2 separate regions of the Mus musculus genome follow, and region 2 is linked to region 1. Evidence: chromatin loops called from intact Hi-C (ENCODE). Cell type or tissue: heart. All regions are shown on one strand. Links, peaks and the distances in the headings refer to the core of each region. The heading gives the core; the rest is flanking DNA. Region 1 has its middle 30 kb from the start of Neu3. Region 2 holds the start of Tpbgl (trophoblast glycoprotein-like).

Region 1 (8,323 bases), core at 142-8,141:
GGCTGTGAATAGTTGACGCTGCACATGGCACAGGGCAGGGTCTGGTGCTGACACTCTTCAGGGCTTTGCTCATCTTCTACGCCACAACTGGTCCATACCCAGCTCCTCTTTGTCTAGGGGGCCTTGAGTAATTTCCTACTCTTCACAGTTAAAGAAATCCAAATAAAACCTGTGGTTATGTTCCAGACAAGAAAACAAAGGCTTAGAGGGGAAACTACCTGTAAAAACAGCAGAGGCAGGCCTGAAATCCAGTCTCCTCTTCTCTTCCCTTTCTCTGTGCCCCCAGTTCCATCAGTCCCCACGGACCCCAGAGGGTCCTACCAGGTGGGAGTAGAGTCAGGTGCCAGCCAGAACCCCCTACCACCTAGAGATAGAGTTAAACCCTAGATAGAGTCTGCTGCCCAGTTTTCCCTCCTTTAGGGCTTTTTCCTGAAACCCCAGTCTGTTGCCTCCTTTGGCTTTCCTCATCCTACAGGAAGACTTGGCATTCATTTGGCTGAACCCACAGTAGCTGAGCGTCAGGTTTGGAGATCTGAGGAGGACTCAGAGCTCACATGGTCAGGAAGGGCAGACCTGAGTGGGCAGAAAGGGACGAAGGCTTCCCTAGCAGGAGGCTCTGGGTCTAAACAAGATCATCTCATCTCGTTGGAGCCTCAGTACTTGCTAGTTAGGTCAGCACTATGATCTGCAGCATATATCGGGGAAGCCAAGACTTGAAGCAATGACGTCATCTGCTCGGGGTCTCAAAGGCAACAATATTCAAATTAGGGATTTCCCCTCTGGCTCCAGGCTCCACCTCTAGACACACCCTGCTACAGGCTCCTCTCTGCTGTGGCCCTTCCGTTGAATCTGTCACCCCCTTCTTGGGATGCTCGCTGAAAAGAGGAAGGTCCCCCACATTTCTGAGGCCTGCCCACCTGCTCTTTCTTCTTTCTGGGGCGGCAGTCTTTCCACAGCTGAGTGAACTCCAGGCCACTCCCCACCCACCCGTCTCCCTGATAATGAATTGCGAGCCTGCGGGCCCAGCTGCAATGCTTTCGTCACCCAATTACCGGAGCTGCTGGCACGATAAATCTTGCTCACACAAACGCAGGCAAATCTGCAGCTATTTTCATGGCCATTACTGTGCATAGGACATTGGGACCCAGGTCATTTGCTTTTCTGACATGGGTTTCCTATCCCCACAACTCTCCATCTTTTCTGTCTTCTTGCATTTCTCATTGGCAGCTACACCCCTCCCCTCCGCATCCCTCAAGCACCTGCACCCCTCCCCCTCTTCCCTGGGTTGTGGGCCAAGATCAGAAGACTCTGTGTGACCTTGGCCAAGTCTTTCCACCTTTCTGGGCTTCAATTTCTTGTAAAATATAAATGATGTCGGTGACTTTACACGTTTGTGGAGATTAGCTCACCCAGGCGTGGCACACGCCTCGCTGGCATTAACAAGGGTGCGTGTCAGCATTCTTTGTTATTTTTAAAACAGCTATGTATTTATCACAATGTGTGTTAGGGAAAAAAATATATAATATCGAGCCTGTATCACTGCTTGGAGACCATGAAATTAGAGATCCAAATAAAGTATGCTAAAGGAAAAATATTAAAAATAAGTCACAGATTTAGCTACTATGGAAGGATTGTGTGGCTGAGAGAAGGGTGAGAGCCTGAAATAACAGCCACACAGAGCTTGCACCCATAAACATCTGTTCTGTTCCCCACCCTGCCCCAGTTCCTGCAGAAGGGAATGCGGGCCTTCAGAGGGAGATGGCCTATCCTGCTGAGAGGCGCCAGCTGATCAGCAACAGGGTATTGGGGAAACTTGGGGCCTTTGTTCTCATGAGAAATGGTTCCTGGGCCTTTACCATACAGAACCCTTGTTTGGTAGTAGGGACAAGGGGTTCCAATGGCAGTGTCTCCCTTGGGGAGCCCCCTCTCCACTTCTCTTTGAAGAAAACCCTGTCGTAGTCAGGCAAGACAGTTGTCATGGCGTTTACCCAGTAGGACTTCCCTTGAGGTTTCAGACTTGTGGACTTGCAGTGAGGGCGCAAAGCCAAGGACAGGAGGTCCTGAGATCACATCTGTAAGGAGAGGCACAGGTTCACACAGAGGACATGACAGAAAAGGATTCAGGGGTGGCCTTGTGTGAAGGACTGTGTGTATGCCCTGGTGGAGGAGAACAGAACTCCCAAGATCCTCGTGGGAGCTGGGCACGCCTGCCAAGATGGGGAACCTCATGTCTTATCATAAAGAAAGCTGACTGAACCTGGGAGTTTTCAGGCCCATCCTAGGGCTGTCCCTAGACAACAGAGAGACTGAGACAGGGCTCCGGCAGAGACAGCTAGGGACAGGATGCCACTGAGTGGAACAAGGGAAGGAATTCCAGGAAGAGTGCAGAGGGCTCGCTCCATGTTCTTCCCCCTGTAGGCATGCACGGAGGAAGATCAGAGCCGTTTCCACAGCCCCCACAACAGAATTCACAGGCCAGCATGCAGCCCAGTGGTTACAGACGAGGTAGGGTTGACCACCTTAAAAACAAGCTGAGCCTTGGGTATCTGGCAAAATAGAAGGGAAACCTAGCTGCCTGCCTCTGAACACATTGGCAATGGGCAGGTGAAGAAGAAGAACTGGACATTGTGCAGAAAAGCCAAGCCCACCAACTCCCAGCTAACCCTGGGTACACCAAATGAACTATCTTATAAAAAACCAGAGGCAGATTCCACATTCCTCTGTGTGTGTGTGTGTGTGTGTGTGTGTGTGTATGCACCGTTATCACCATGGAGACAATAAGGCTAATGAGTGACGCCGCCTCAGGGCAATTTTGAAAGTTCAGGCACTTTGAAAGAACAGACTTCCTAGGGAATCCTCAGGAGTCCTTAGCAGAAATGCCTAACTGTTGGGATATGGAGCCTGAAGAGACCACCTCCAATAGCCAGACAGGTCCCCCAGCAGAGGGATGGGGACACCAACCCACCTACAAACTTTTGATCCAAAATTGGTCTTGTCTAAAAGAAATGCAGGAACAAAGATGGAGAAGAGACTGAAGGAATGGCCCATTTTGAGCCCCATCCCATGGATAGACACCAATCCCTCACACTATTGATGATGCTATGTTGTGCTTGCTGACAGGAATCTAACATAGCAGCCTTCTGTGAGGCTCTACCCAGAAGCTGACTGAGACAGATGCAGATACCCACAAACACTGGACAGAGGTCAAGGACCCCTATGGAAGAGTTAGGGAGAAGACTGGAGGCCCTCAAGGAGATGGCAACCCCATAGGAAGATCAGTAGTGACAACTAACCTGGACCCCTGGGAGCTCCCAGAGACTGAGTCACCAGCCATAGAGCATACACGGGTTGGTCCAAGGCACCCAGCACATATGTCGCAGAGGGCTGCCATGTCTTGCCTTAGTGGGAAAGAATGCATCTAATCCTGAAGAGACTTAATGCACCAGGGTGAAGAGAGGGGAGGGCTGTCCTCTCAGAGACGAAGGGAAGGGGTGGTGGGGGAGCATTTGGGATGTAAATATAAACTAATTAATTACAGAAAGAAAGAAAGAAAGAAAAGAAGGAAGGAAGGAAGGAAGAAAGAAAGAAAGAAAGAAAGAAAGAAAGAAAGAAAGAAAGAAAGAAAGAAAGAAAGAAAGAAAGAAAGAAAGAAAGAAAGAAAGAAAGAAAGAAAACCGGCACTGCTGTGCAGCCACCAAGGATAGACAACACGCTTTAAAATTGGGGTTGCCTGCAGTTTGCAGGGAGTTAGGGAAAGATTGCCACCTTGTGGTTAATTCTGGTAATGCCTCAAACAAACCTATGTAGGGCCTTATAGATGCTACAGATATCAGATTTTTGACTTGCTGGTCCAAAAATAGTCTTACCAATAACGTGTTCTAATTTCTGGAAACAAATTAATATCTAGTCTTTTTAAAAGAGACAAATATCATAAATTTTCTGCTCCAATCCAATCCAGGTGACTTTGGGAGACTTGGGGCTAGGGCCACTTACCACTTACCTGCAACTGCCCTCCTCCCCACACATTCACACAGATGCAAATGCATCCGACAAGTATGAGTCTATGGTGCTCACACCTAGTTCCAGGATGTAATCTGGCCTCTGGCCTCTGGCCCCTGCCACTGGGGAGCTCACCCTAGAAAATATATCACACAAATATAGTGACAACACACTTCAGGGCAAGGTGATGTTGACTGGAGTCCAGGGGGCAAGAAGGGGTCCTGATCCAGGAGCAAGGCAGGTACCCCCACAGATAGGACGTCTACTAAACTAGATCCTGGGAGGAAGGGGTTCTCCTAGCAGAGAAGAGGGGGAAGGGACCATTTGGACAAGAAGAGCCACAGAGAGACAGAAAGGAAGCCTGTTTGGGAACATCTGCCCACATGTGTAGAACAGCTGAGGAAGGTGGGGTAGAAATTAGTCCCTGGATACCAAAATAAAGGCTTTATCCTGGAACTGTGAGGCCTTATCATGCAAAGGCGCTGGCCAAAATGTTGCAAGCCTGACCACCCTCGTGTGAGCCCTGGGAACTTTGTAAGAATGGAAAGAGAGAACTGACTCCACAGGTTTCCTCGACTCTGTACATCTGTGACTTGTACCCACACACATATGTATGCCATGACAATTTAGATAAAAATGTTGAGTGGGCAGGGACAGTGTTATGGCGACCGATGGGGCATTCATGATAAGACACAAGAAGCTCACTGCCTTCGCCTCCTGCCTCTTCCTTGTCCCAAAGTCTGGTGTCCTTAGCGGGTCACTGTAGTTCTCTCAGACACAAAAGAGGGCCCTCTCATGACCTCATGCCCATGGACAGACACAAGGACCCCTATCCCTACCAGAGACAAGAGCAGGACCCAGACAGGGACTGGAGAATAATCTCACCATGGCTCTTTCCTGAATGCTTCACAGAGGCCATCTGAGGTCCTCTCACCAGCCAAGAGGTTAACATGGTTGTGCCCGATTTTCAGAGGAGGAAAGGCAAGTCTAGAGTTTAACGTATTGCCCGAGTTCTAAAAATTAAAGGAGAATGGAGAGAGGAGAGAAAAAACAAAAAAGCCGGAACTGTAATTAAGACTTAAAATGGGCAGTGGTGGTGCACACCTTTAATCCCAGCACTCAGCAGACAGAGGCTGGCAGATCTCTGAGTTCGAGGTCAGCTTGGTCTACACAGCAAATTTGAGGACAGACAGCAGGGCTATACAGAGAACTCCTGTCTTGAAAAGCAAAAACAAAAACAAAAATAACCACACAAAACTCACAAGACTTAAGAACCTTTCCTTCTTGAGATAGGGAGGTAGCTTAGTTGGTAAAGTGCTTGCCATACAATCCCAAAGACCTGAAGACCAAGGTTCAGTTTCACAGAATGCTTTTTAAAACAACAACGATGACAACAAAAACCTGGGCAGAGCAGATCTTAGCACTGGGCAGACACACAGGAAGATCCCTGGGGCTCACTGGAACGTTAGCCTTGTCAATCAGTAAACGCCGGGTTCAGTGGGAGATTCTGTCTCAAAAAATAAGGTGGAGAGCTACTGGGGATGACAGCCAATAGCAGTGTCTGGCCTGCGCTCTCTCTCTCTCTCTCTCTCTCTCTCTCTCTCTCTCTCTCTCTCACACACACACACACACACACACACACACACACACACCTTTACTCTCCTCCCAGCTTCTTCCTAATTCCCAGCATCTCTCACCCCACACTGTTCTGTTCAGTAAAGTTCTGTACAACAGTCAACATTCTCCTAAGCATCATTGAAGTACTTCCCTCCCTCCCTTGAAACTTTGTCACAGAAAATATATTTTAATGACCCCTGCCCTCAGGCCACAGAGCCCACAGCCAAGCCCAGAGGGAGGCCTCTCTTCCCTGCAGTCTAGACTTCTCCACGTTTAAGCAGATGTATCCCAGACCCAAGCTAAGTGGGCTTAGCCTGACACACAGGCCTAGATCAACCTAGGCTCCCACAAAGAAGCCAGACTCGGACTTTCCAACCTTGACCTTTTAGGCAGCTGTGATTGCTGTTATCTCAGATACTCAAAATCAGGATTTCCCAAAAGGTACTTCTGGGCTTATTACATGGCTTAAAATTACCAGGTAGCTGAATTTAAGCCCCATGTGCCTTCAGCCAGGCACAGAAGCGCTGTGCTGGATAGTTTTCTGTCAACTTGACACAAGTTAAAGTCTTCTGAGAGGGGGGAACCCTTAATCTTTCAATTAAGAAAACGCCTCCATAAGATCAGGTTGTAGCAGCCGGGCAGTGGTGTGTAGCAGCCGGGCAGTGGTGGCACACGCCTTTAATCCCAGCACTTGGGAGGCAGAGACAAGTGAGTTTCTGAGATCAAGGCCAGCCTGGTCTACAGAGTGAGTTCCAGGACAGCCAAGGGCTACACAGAGAAACCATGTTTCAAAAAACAAAAACAAACAAACAAAAAGAAAAGGATCAGGCTGTAGGGCATTTCCTTAATGATTGATGAGGGGTGATGCCACCGGGGATGGTGGTCCTGCTAAGCAAGCCATAGGAGTAAACCAGTAAGCAGCACTTCTCCATGGCCTCTGCATCAGCTCCTGCCTCCAGGTTCCAGCCCTGCTTGAGTTCCTGTCCTCACTTCTTCAGTGATGAACCATGATGGGGAAACATAAGCTAAATAAACCCTTCCCTCCCCAAGCTCCTTTGATCTTAATCATTGTATTTCAGCACAGCAATAGAAACCTGAAGACAGCAGTAGTTCTCCCAAGGACAGCCACCCACCTGAGCTAAATTTTGAGTCCCAGCTAGCAGCATTTGGCCTTAGCTCTCCCAACAGGTACACACATGCCTGCAAGCCAGGACCTTTGTCGGAACCCATTGAGATCAATGGCGTCTTGAGGCCTGCCCTAGAGCCTGGTTCTGGGTTGGTTCAAGGCCTGTGACCACCTACTGAAATTCCTAGGGCACTGGATGTTCCTTAGCATCGAAAGTATTGATGGACACCTACCCACAATGCCCTTCTCCAAAGATGTGAATAAACCGCAGCGTTCTCCAGAGGAGCATCCTCACAGAGGATGGGGAAGGATGTTTTTTTATGTAAGGGACTGGGCTCTGGCCTTCATATCTCTCGCCCCCTTCAGATCTTCTCCGATTCCTTTTGTAACCACCATACTGGTTTTTGGAAGCATCAGCGTCCAATCACAAGTCCCAGGTTAAATGTGCTCACCCTTAGCATTCCTTAATAACAACATAGCAGATGCAACCTGGAATACTAGCCAGGCATCTGGAAGAGCTTCTGTCTTGGTTCATTTCCTATTTCTGTAGTGAGACACTATGCACAGACAACTGTAGAAGAAAGTTTATTTGGGGCATACAATTTTAGAGGGTAAGTCCATCACCATTGTGGCTGGGAGCATGGCAGCAGGCAGGCAGGCATGGCACTGGACAGTATCTGAGAACTTACATCTTGATTCATAAACATGAGGTACATAGAGGTGACTGAGAACAACATGGGCTTTTGAAACATAAAACCCCACCCTCAACCCCAAGAAAACATCTCCAGCGACGCACCTCCTCCAACAAAGCCACACCTCCTAATCCTCCCCAAACAGTTCCATCAACTGGGGACAAAGTATTCAAATATTTGAGCCTATGGGGCTATTCCTATTCAAAGCATCACAGCATGGGTGGGTATGTAGCTCAGCATGGGTGGGTATGTACCTCAGCTTGGGGTCCTGTTCATGGCATCTCTCTGAGCCCGGCCTCCACTTTACTTCATGCTACCAGAGATCATCCTTGGGGTTGCTTCAAAGCCCTCTGAGGTCAAGGAAGGTCAAGAAGAGCAGGGATTTTCATCTTCCCTAAGACCCATCTTTGTATTCACAGTTTGTGGGCACTATACTTCCTCAAATGATTCAACCTGGAGTGGCTATTCATTCACTCTCTCAAGAAATATTAATCAATTCCATACTGTACAAGAGGAACAAAAGGAAAACTAAGAAACTTAAAACGCTTCCTTCAAAGTCCACACCTGTCATAAACCAAAGTCCATGGCCTTCATTTTCAACATAGATGCTTTTAAACCAGTACACAGGGTTAAGAACAATTTCCCAATAATTTGACTCCCCAAAAAGTTAAGTCTGAGGCCCTCGAGGGAAGAGATTTACCCCAGACCTATTAAATTCCATTCTCCAGGTGGAGGTGTGATAGAGGATCGGGTAGTAGAAATTGATTTTAGCAACTCTCCAGGTGATGTATATGTACATACAAGGTCGGAGAGCACTGCTCAGATGCCATCTTGGTGTTGGGGTACACTGTGAAATTGTGTCTCTATCCTTCCTTACCTACCTAAGGTG
Region 2 (8,323 bases), core at 95-8,094, 170 kb before region 1:
AGTTCGGATTCAGAGTCCTCAGACTCTGTCCTCAGGCTCATGCCTGGCCGTCTCCGGCTCTCATTCCAGATCTGAGGGCACCCGTAGGCTCAGGGTCACCGACACGAAAGGCTTCTCATAGAGAACTTTTTGAAAGGCAATTTCGCACTGCTTACGGGTCACAGCAGCCTGGGAAGGCTGCCACGTCTCTCCAAGTGCGCAGCGGGTTCATGTCTACCACACTCTGACAGTTACACCCACATTCCCCCATCCCTGCCTGCTCACTGCCCTACCTACTCTGTAAAGGGACATCCCAGAGATGGCTTCTTCCCTATCACTCCATCCGTGCTGTCCCCATACCCTGGGCCTCTGCCCACTCCTCACTCATAGCAGCTTCTGGGAGAGGCTTTAGGCTCAGTGAATGGTATCAGGTCAAGGTGGCCCATTCCTGGAGTTACAGTACTAGGGAGGATAAGACTGTAGGGTCTTAAATTCAAGGGCAGTTTGGGCTACATAGCAAGACCCTGTATGAAAACCAACCAAACAAAACACAAACCAAGGGCTTGAGGATGTAGCTCAGTGGTACAGTAATTGTAAGTATCTGGATTTGACCCTCCAGGATTGCAGAAACCAAATAGAATAAACCCCAACTCAGCTCAAATGCTACTTCATCTATGCAATCCTTTTAGGCTAGGTCAGGGGCTCTTTCTCTGGCTCTCAAAGTTTCCTGCGATCTCTTTTTTCCTAGACCTTGATCAAATGTCTCCGCTCTGGGTCATTAGCCTCCTTGGGACTGGCAGAGCTGTATTAAGTATAGGCTAAATGAACGGCTAGATTTGCAGAGGAGGAAGACTGCGGATATGGACTGGAAGATTGCATAGCAGACCAGAGCTAGGTTCTAATGCTGTCCATAAAAGTCACAAAGGCAAAACCCCACTTCATATACTGTAGGCCTTCAATTGATTTTTTTTTAAAAATCTGTTGATATTTTGTGGCTCAGTAAAACTAAGTTCTTAGGACTTTGCAGAGAATCAAAAGTAGCAGTACATAAAAGGTCCACTTGTTTGCTGGTAGTGACCCCACAGCCAGCAGCACGTTTTATTTGTCAGAATTCACTGCAGTCAGAGACTACGTAATTAGAGGCTACTCTTTTAGTACTGTGATCTGTTGAGAGGTAGTTTTCTAACCTGCATAAGACCATCACCATTCTCTCCTAGAGGATGGACAGGGTACATGCTGATGGTCACTGACAGATGCTCACGAAAAATGGTGGGGGTGGAGAACAGATACAGCATCTACTCGGGAGGGGAAGGCAAGGAGACAGCTCACTGTGTCCCACTGAAGACAACAGAGGCTTTCCATGGCACTAGGACGGCCCTTTCAGTGGTTAGAAGCCACACATTCTAGACATATGTGACTCTGAACTTCTAAAACACATGCCGGAATTCTGCCCCATGGTTCTAGGGCTCTGAGACCCTCAGCAACCAACACTAGGAATACCGAGGTCAAAGGTGAGCACCATCCTTCAGCCTAAAGCCTGTCTCCCCAAATCACCTTTATTAGGGGGCCACTGCCCCTGCCCCACTCTGGCAAAAACAAACAAACAAACAAACACAAAAACCCAAACAAAACAAAACAAAAATGCACAGCCTGGCACAGGAGGCACTAGCAAGCAGATAGGTCCACAGCAGCCAATGGCCCCTTAGACAGTTTCACCCCAATAAAATGCCTCTCCTTTATAGCTGTCCTCCTTCCCAAGAGGCTCATCTGAGGCTAGGTTCGTCAGTCTTTCTTTCTCCCTTTCAGTGACCCACCCCACATAAAGGATAGAGGGTGTAAAGCAAGCATAAGATCTCATGCTGGCTGTGGATAAGCCCGTTTCAGACCATTAAAAAGCAGGCTGGAGAATGACGGAGAGCACCCCCACCCCCTGTGTCTAGCCTCAGTCTTGCTATGTGTACTCACAGCCTGTTTCTTTTTCCCACATCTCCAGAGAGTGCATAAGGGCCACTGCCCCAAATGGCCACCTCTTGTCACCTTTCACGCCCACCAATGCCCCAAGGTCAGTAGGACAAACACAGAACCACTTACAAGAGCAGAGAGCATCGGAGATTATTGCAGACTTTATAGAAAACAGCCCAAGGGAGGTCCAGATTTCTCAGTTGAGGATGGGGACAGCGGGCCTCAAGCCGATATACAGAGGAGGAAGACCTTCCTGTGCAGAGGCAGCACAGGCCTGCCATTCTGCCTGACTTAGGGTGAGAGGCAGGGAGGCAGTTCCCCCTCACTCACCATTGTGCTTTGGGATCATGCAGAAGGCAGGGCACTGAGGCCATGACCTTGACCAGGAAAGCTTTCCACTGAGACTGAGACAAGAGGTCAGACTCCATCCCCTTCCAGAAGGCATGAGAGGTGGTAGCAAGGAGTTCCCAGGGGAGGACCGTGTGGATGGTGAAGCACAGAGCACAGATGGGCAGCAGCTCCAAGCCTCACGTTTCCAGACAGACCAGTGGCCCTGGATTGGAGACCCTGCTCACCCCACCTGCTCCCTTCCTCCCTCAAGTCTGCCTATATGCTATGGGGGTGCTTTTACTTGTCCTGCAGGATGGGAGAACATCTCCTAGGAGGGCAGTGGGTAGCACCCCACCATGGGGGAAGAGCCCTCTCTGGCCCCTGGTCAATGAATGGTAAAAGTGCCAGCGATGGATGTCAAGGGGACTGAGAGCCTAAGACTTGGGCCAGGGCATGAAAGTGACTGGGGTGAAGAGCTGACTTTTAGATGGAGGACAAACTCTGTTGGGACATTAGAGCCGCAACAGAAAGGCTAAGGCTTGGATTCTACACCAAGCCTTCCTTGCCCCTGGCATGAAAGAGACAAGGCCGGAGCTGAAACCCAGCCAAGAGCAAGGAATGGAAGGGCCTGAGCTAGAACCAGGGTATGAAGCAAATCAGATTAGAGGAGACCACTGAAAGCCTTCAGATTTGGGTTACATGATGGAGAGCCCAGAGTTCTGAGGTGGGACAAAAAGCTCAAACTTCATAAAAACCTTCCAAAGAGACCAGAAGGGTAGACCCCCCCTCCCCCCAGAACTCTGAGAAAGGGACTGAGGTCTTCTACCCTGGAGCAGGGGTCAGTGCAATCTAGCCAGGGTGTCTGGCTTAAAGCATATAGAAAGGTGGAGAAAGTGCTAGAGATTTCAAAATGGAAGAGCAGGATCTTTGGGTGAGCCTGGACAGGGAGAAGGAATTTCAATTTCAATGGTCCAGTAAGGACCGGCAGGCAGGATTTGTTTCTGAAAACAGATTTCTGGGTTTTTGATCTGGAAACTCTAAGGCCAGGGAAAGAGTACACCTTGGAATTTCTGTATGGGAGAGATACTACGATTGATCCAAAGGTCTCAGAGATCCAAACTCGTAAGTGTGTTATCTCCGGGGCCCAGGCCAGGCAGAGAAAGGCTGCATGGCCCAAGTAAAGTCATCAGCTGATAGGAACAGCCTCCCACTAGGGAGGTGATGCTCAGAGACCCGAGCCTGGAGAAGTGGCCCGGGAGCCGGCAGGGGCGGCCGGAGCAGGCGCGCGGCGTGGGTCTGCATCCTGCTCGTAGCGGTAGTGGTAGCCCTCCATCTGATCTCTGCAGGCCTCGCGCAAATTGTGCATCCAGCGTTGGATGCCGCGGCGGTTTAGGTAGAGCACCATGAGGAAGATGAGGCCGATGAGTGCCAGCACCAGCCCGAAGAAGACGTAAGAGGCTTCCAACTCCGGGCCGGCGACGTCTATCCCTTCCCCGCTCTCGTGTGCATCGCCGTCGGAGCAACCTAGTCGCGCCTCGTCCAGGTCTATCAGAGGCCGGTCCAACAGTACGCGCGGGGAAGCGCAGCGCAGGCGGCGCGCGTCGGGTACGCGCTCGGTGGCGTTGTGCAGCCAGGCCAGCAGGGGGCGCGAGGTGCACCCACAGCTCAGTGGGTTGTCCGCCAGCAGCAGGCGCGGCTGGGGCAGGTCGCCATCGCGCTCAAGCGCGCTCAGCTCGTCCGGGCCCAGGCCGGCCAGCGCGTTGACACGCGCATCCAGCTGCTCCAGGCGGGGCAGGCGCAGCGCGGCGAGTGGCAGGCGGCTCAGCGCGTTGCCTACCAAGCCCAGCAGGCGAAGCTCGGCCAGGGGGGCCAGAGCGGCGTCCAGTGCATCCAGCATCCCGGGGCTGCCTCGAGCCAGCGCGTGATTGAGCTGTAGTGAGCGCAGCGCAGGCAGCCCGCGAAAGGCGCGGTAGCCCAGGGCGCGTAGCGGGTTGTGGCTTAGGTCGAGTGCCGCCAGGCTGGGCAACCCGTCGAAGGCACCGTCCTCTACTACCTCGATGTTGTTGTGTGTGAGGCGCAGCGCGGTAAGGAGCGGTAGGCGCACGCCGTCCGTCGCCCCCTCGCCCCCTCCCGCGAAGGCTGCGGCGCGCAGCACGGTCAGGTTGGCGCCCACGATGGTGAGGTTGCGCGCGTCGGGTGGCACGTCCCGGGGCGGCTGCCGGAGCTCCGCGCCCGACGCGCAGCGCAACATTAACCGGGGGCTGCCGAAGCAGTAACACTGGAAGGGACAGGGCGCGGCGGGCCGGCTCAGCGCCGCCGCCAAGAGCAGCAGCCCTGGCAGCGGGCTCCAGAGCCCCCGCTGTCCCGCGCGCGGGGCCATCGCGGCCGTCCCCGCATCCAGCCCCCGGCCCGCAGCGCTCACCAGTGAATTGGGAGCGTTTGGAGATGATGGGATGGGGGTGGCACGGGAAGGTGGCTGTGGGCTAGACCTTGACCCGGAGCAGCTGACAGTTCCGACCGGTCCGTCCTCCAGCTTGTAAAGTCCGAGGAGCCTTCACTTTGATGGCTGGGGGCTACAGGGGTCAGGCGGGGAGCGGAGCCCCCCGCCCTCGCTGCCCTCGTCGCCCTGCGCTCCGGCCTCCGACTTCCGCGGCTGTTCCGGGCTCCGAGCCGAGTGGGCAGGGTTTGCCTCCCCCTCCCCGCCTCCTGGCCGCCTCCTCCGCCCCCAGCGGAGTCTCCGCACCTCCTCGCAAGGGAGGCGGGGTGGGAGGCTCCGGAGATGCAGGCTTAGGGCCGCTGCGCTCTCTTGCTCCCCTGCTCTCTAGTTCACGAGCTGCTGAGAAGTTTGGCTCCCCAAGCTCTGACTTGCTTCTTTCCCCACCCCCTTCGTTTAGGCAGCTTCTTTCCTCCTCCCTCCGAAGCACACGTGGGGCGGGGCCCTCAGGGCTGACCTGGCAGGTGGATCTGTGCACCCAGAGAAGGTGGGAGAGTTTAGAGCTGTCCCTAGAAAAGGAGGCAGGGCTGAGGGGTGGGCTGACAAAGTTACTCTTCTTGTAGTCAAGGAAAGGAGCTGTGCTAAGGGAGCGAGCCTGGAAAATCCCTAGCCTTGGATGTCTCCTTTGCGAACCCAGTTCCCTTAGGCTGTGTCTAAAACTCTGCAGGTCCTGTGTGTCCAGTCTTTTATCGACCCTCTTCTATGTTCTAAAACACCCTCTGTCCCCACATCTCCCGCGCCCTAATTCAGGCTGCTCTGCCTCTGCCAAGACCACTCCCATTGGTTCCACCTTTCAGGCTGGGCCCCTCCTAGGCTCAGGGAGCGGTGGGTGGAGTGATTCAGCTCTTTGCTTGCCCACCCCGCCCCAGCACTGAGTACTGCCAGGATACTGTGCCCCTTCCCCTCCAAATTGCCCTACCAGTCAATATTGAGTGGTGTGCCGGTTGGGGAGAGGGCTCTAGGAGCAGGAAAATCAGGAACTGATTTTGTAGTGGAGGGTGGGGGTGTGGTAAAATCCAGGGCTGAGGTGGGGGCTGAGCTGTTAATAGGCTTGTTTTGTTTTGTTTTGTTTTTCTTTCTTTCTGGGTTTTACTTATTTACTTTTTTTTTCCTCCAGAATTGAGAAGCTCAAGACCTGATTTAAAGAGACAGACTCCAGAGGAGGGAGCATTCCTGGTCTTGGCATGAATTATTCAGGTTGGAGAAGCTGACATTTGATCTGCAGGCCATTCGAGTATCTTACTTGGCAGAGCTGGTTGGGATAGAGGCTCCCCTCCTCCCCATAAGCATCAGTCAGTCTCTTTCTCCTGAACTGAAGACTACTGGTTGGTTTCTTCCCTGAAGTTGCATTTAGAAGATCGACCAGCAAATTGAAACCACTTTCTGAGGCATATCCTGCATTCCCTGGGTCTCAGGCAAATACCAACACTAAGGACCAGGCTGGTGATCTTGCTGGACTCCCTCAGCTCATATTGACCTAGTCCTGTCTCCATGATAACCTCCAGATGCTAGCAGATGACAGTAGTAGCTTTTAGAGCTGGACATGTCTGTATACATGGCCACCTGAGTTTACACACGTGTGCCTCTACACAAAAAGGCAAACTTTACACAAACAGACTTACACATGCCCATGTGTGGTCTATCAAATTTATTCTTACTTGGATGTGCATGCATGTGCACGGGAGGCTTGCACACAGCAGTTCCAAACAAATGTGTCTCACATAGACACATGCAGGCACATTCGTGCCTGTGTACATAGCGGCTTTGAGTGTAACCTGGTATGTGTCCATAGAGTCAGAAGCATACCAAAGTGCTTGAGTGTTCACTCACTGGGCCAACACAGGTTCAACTGCAGCCTTAGAGGGGCAGCTTGCAGACTCTTGTGAAAGTGAATGCGTACAGACGGGGCCCTCTCCTGCTCTGGACTATGTCCTTGGCCTTTGGAGGTCACAGGTACCTTTTCTCATACAGCACAAGTGCTCAAATCATGAGTGACCAGAACAGCCTGCTTCCCCCACTTAACTGCATGGAGACCTGCCTCCAGTCCCTACGGAAGTGTAGACCACTGCCAAGGCCAAAACTCCCTCTCCGGTTTTCATGGTGGCTGCCTTCTCATTGCTGCTGACTGCCTTCTCCGAGGGAGAGGGGTTACATAGTTGCAGGCAGCTTTCATTGACTGGTGTTAAACACCTCAGCTGGGGAAGAGAAGCTTAAGAAGAACGGACATCATTAGGCAAGGGGAGTCGTGTTCTCTGTGTTGTATGAATGAGGGAATTGTTGTGTTCTCTGGAAGAAGGGCTCTCTCCCTTCGGGAGTTGCCAGTGTATTATGTCCAGTAGGTATTTCAATAAATGTCTGTCTGTTTGATGCTGAGGCTGTGTTTGCTCCCTGACTCAGTCAATGGAAGTATCTGCTCTTTGACTATTTGTCTCCTTTGCAATGGTGTTTTCCTGTCTTTGTTTGGAGCTCCGTTTAATGACCAGCGTACTACAACTCTCTTGGGCTTTTTAACCATTAGTACTGGGGACTCTGGATCAATCTGATGCCTGTGTTGTCAGGACACAACTCAGGGCCCAGCATGGAGAAGGAGCCAGGGAATGAACCTTCCCTGAAAGTCTGGCTTGAGGCCAGCTTGCGGAGGATCCTTCATCTATAACTGTACCCGGAGCCCCTCACTTGGATGGTTAAGTGCTTCCTCCCAGCCAGGTTTGGAGCTCAGGTTTCCAAAGATTCTTTGCCATAATAGTCCTCTGGGCCCCAGGATTCCTCCCTCAGCAGTGTGACTGGGAGCCTGTGGGTGGTGAGCTGGCCCTTTCCATGAGCTGAGAGCTAGGCAGGCACTGCATCACATCCAGGCAGACTAACTGGCTGCTGTGTGCCTGGACCATGCTTCAGGGTTTTGGTTTGTTTGTTTCTGTTTTGAGACACGGTGTTGCTATATAGCTATGGCTGGCCTGGAACTCACTATGTAGACCAGGCTGGCCGTGAACCCACAGAGATCTGCTGGTCTCTGCCTCTCAAGTTCTAGGATTAAAGGAGAGTACCATTATGCCTAGCTTGGATTTCTGTTCTTGAGATTCATATCCTACTAGATCTCAGGGCCACTCTCTGAGCCTTGCAAGATGATTCTCCTTCCTGTGCTCAGAGTTTTCACTTAGGCCTTTTTTCTTCTTGAAAAGACCCTGCTTACTCTACACTCCATTGCACCTTGGCACACAGGGAGGTTGGTAACTTCTTTGGGGTCACCCAACAGTATCCCCTCACTCAGCAGGCACCAGCTCCTCAGAGATGCTTAAAGATCACTGAAATTCTTGAGCAAGGCTCTGTTTTCAGACCTCAGTTTTCCTATCTGAAAAAAGAAAGAAGAGTGTATATGGATAGAGGGCCTCTTAGTCCTAGACTTTTTAGATACTTAGGCATGAAAATAAGATATAACTCATTCCTATCTGTGCCGCCACCTTTATATGTGGCCTTGAACTTGACTCCATGGCAGTTAAGGCCTTAACTTGCTCAGTCATACAGTGAAAGCAACTATAAATGCTCTTGCTCTCTCTCTCT

What was found. Peaks named below come from ENCODE experiments on the same cell type or tissue, not always from the same donor. Only the 100,000 strongest peaks of a DNase experiment are listed, where the experiment ranks them.
Region 2: it touches region 1 in a loop (5-fold over the local background); 37 of 42 quality-filtered maps call a loop at or near these places.

What each region holds. Positions count from the first base shown.
Region 1 is chr7:99,794,689-99,803,011 of GRCm38, forward strand. No RefSeq gene overlaps it. Among named protein-coding and RNA genes, the nearest start is that of Neu3, 30 kb to the right of the region's middle. In heart, for the core only: a CTCF peak has its summit at 3,778 (motif pointing left); DNase peaks (open chromatin) are centred at 893 and 3,423; H3K4me3 peaks cover 498 bases; H3K27me3 peaks cover 3,071 bases.
Region 2 is chr7:99,621,998-99,630,320 of GRCm38, forward strand. It overlaps Tpbgl (trophoblast glycoprotein-like), which reads right to left and starts at 5,106. Exons shown (of 1, transcript NM_001195529.1): 1 at 2,070-5,106. The coding sequence starts at 4,651. The coding sequence ends at 3,497. In heart, for the core only: a CTCF peak has its summit at 3,905 (motif pointing right); DNase peaks (open chromatin) are centred at 3,974 and 4,984; H3K4me3 peaks cover 2,156 bases; H3K27ac peaks cover 620 bases; H3K27me3 peaks cover 7,933 bases.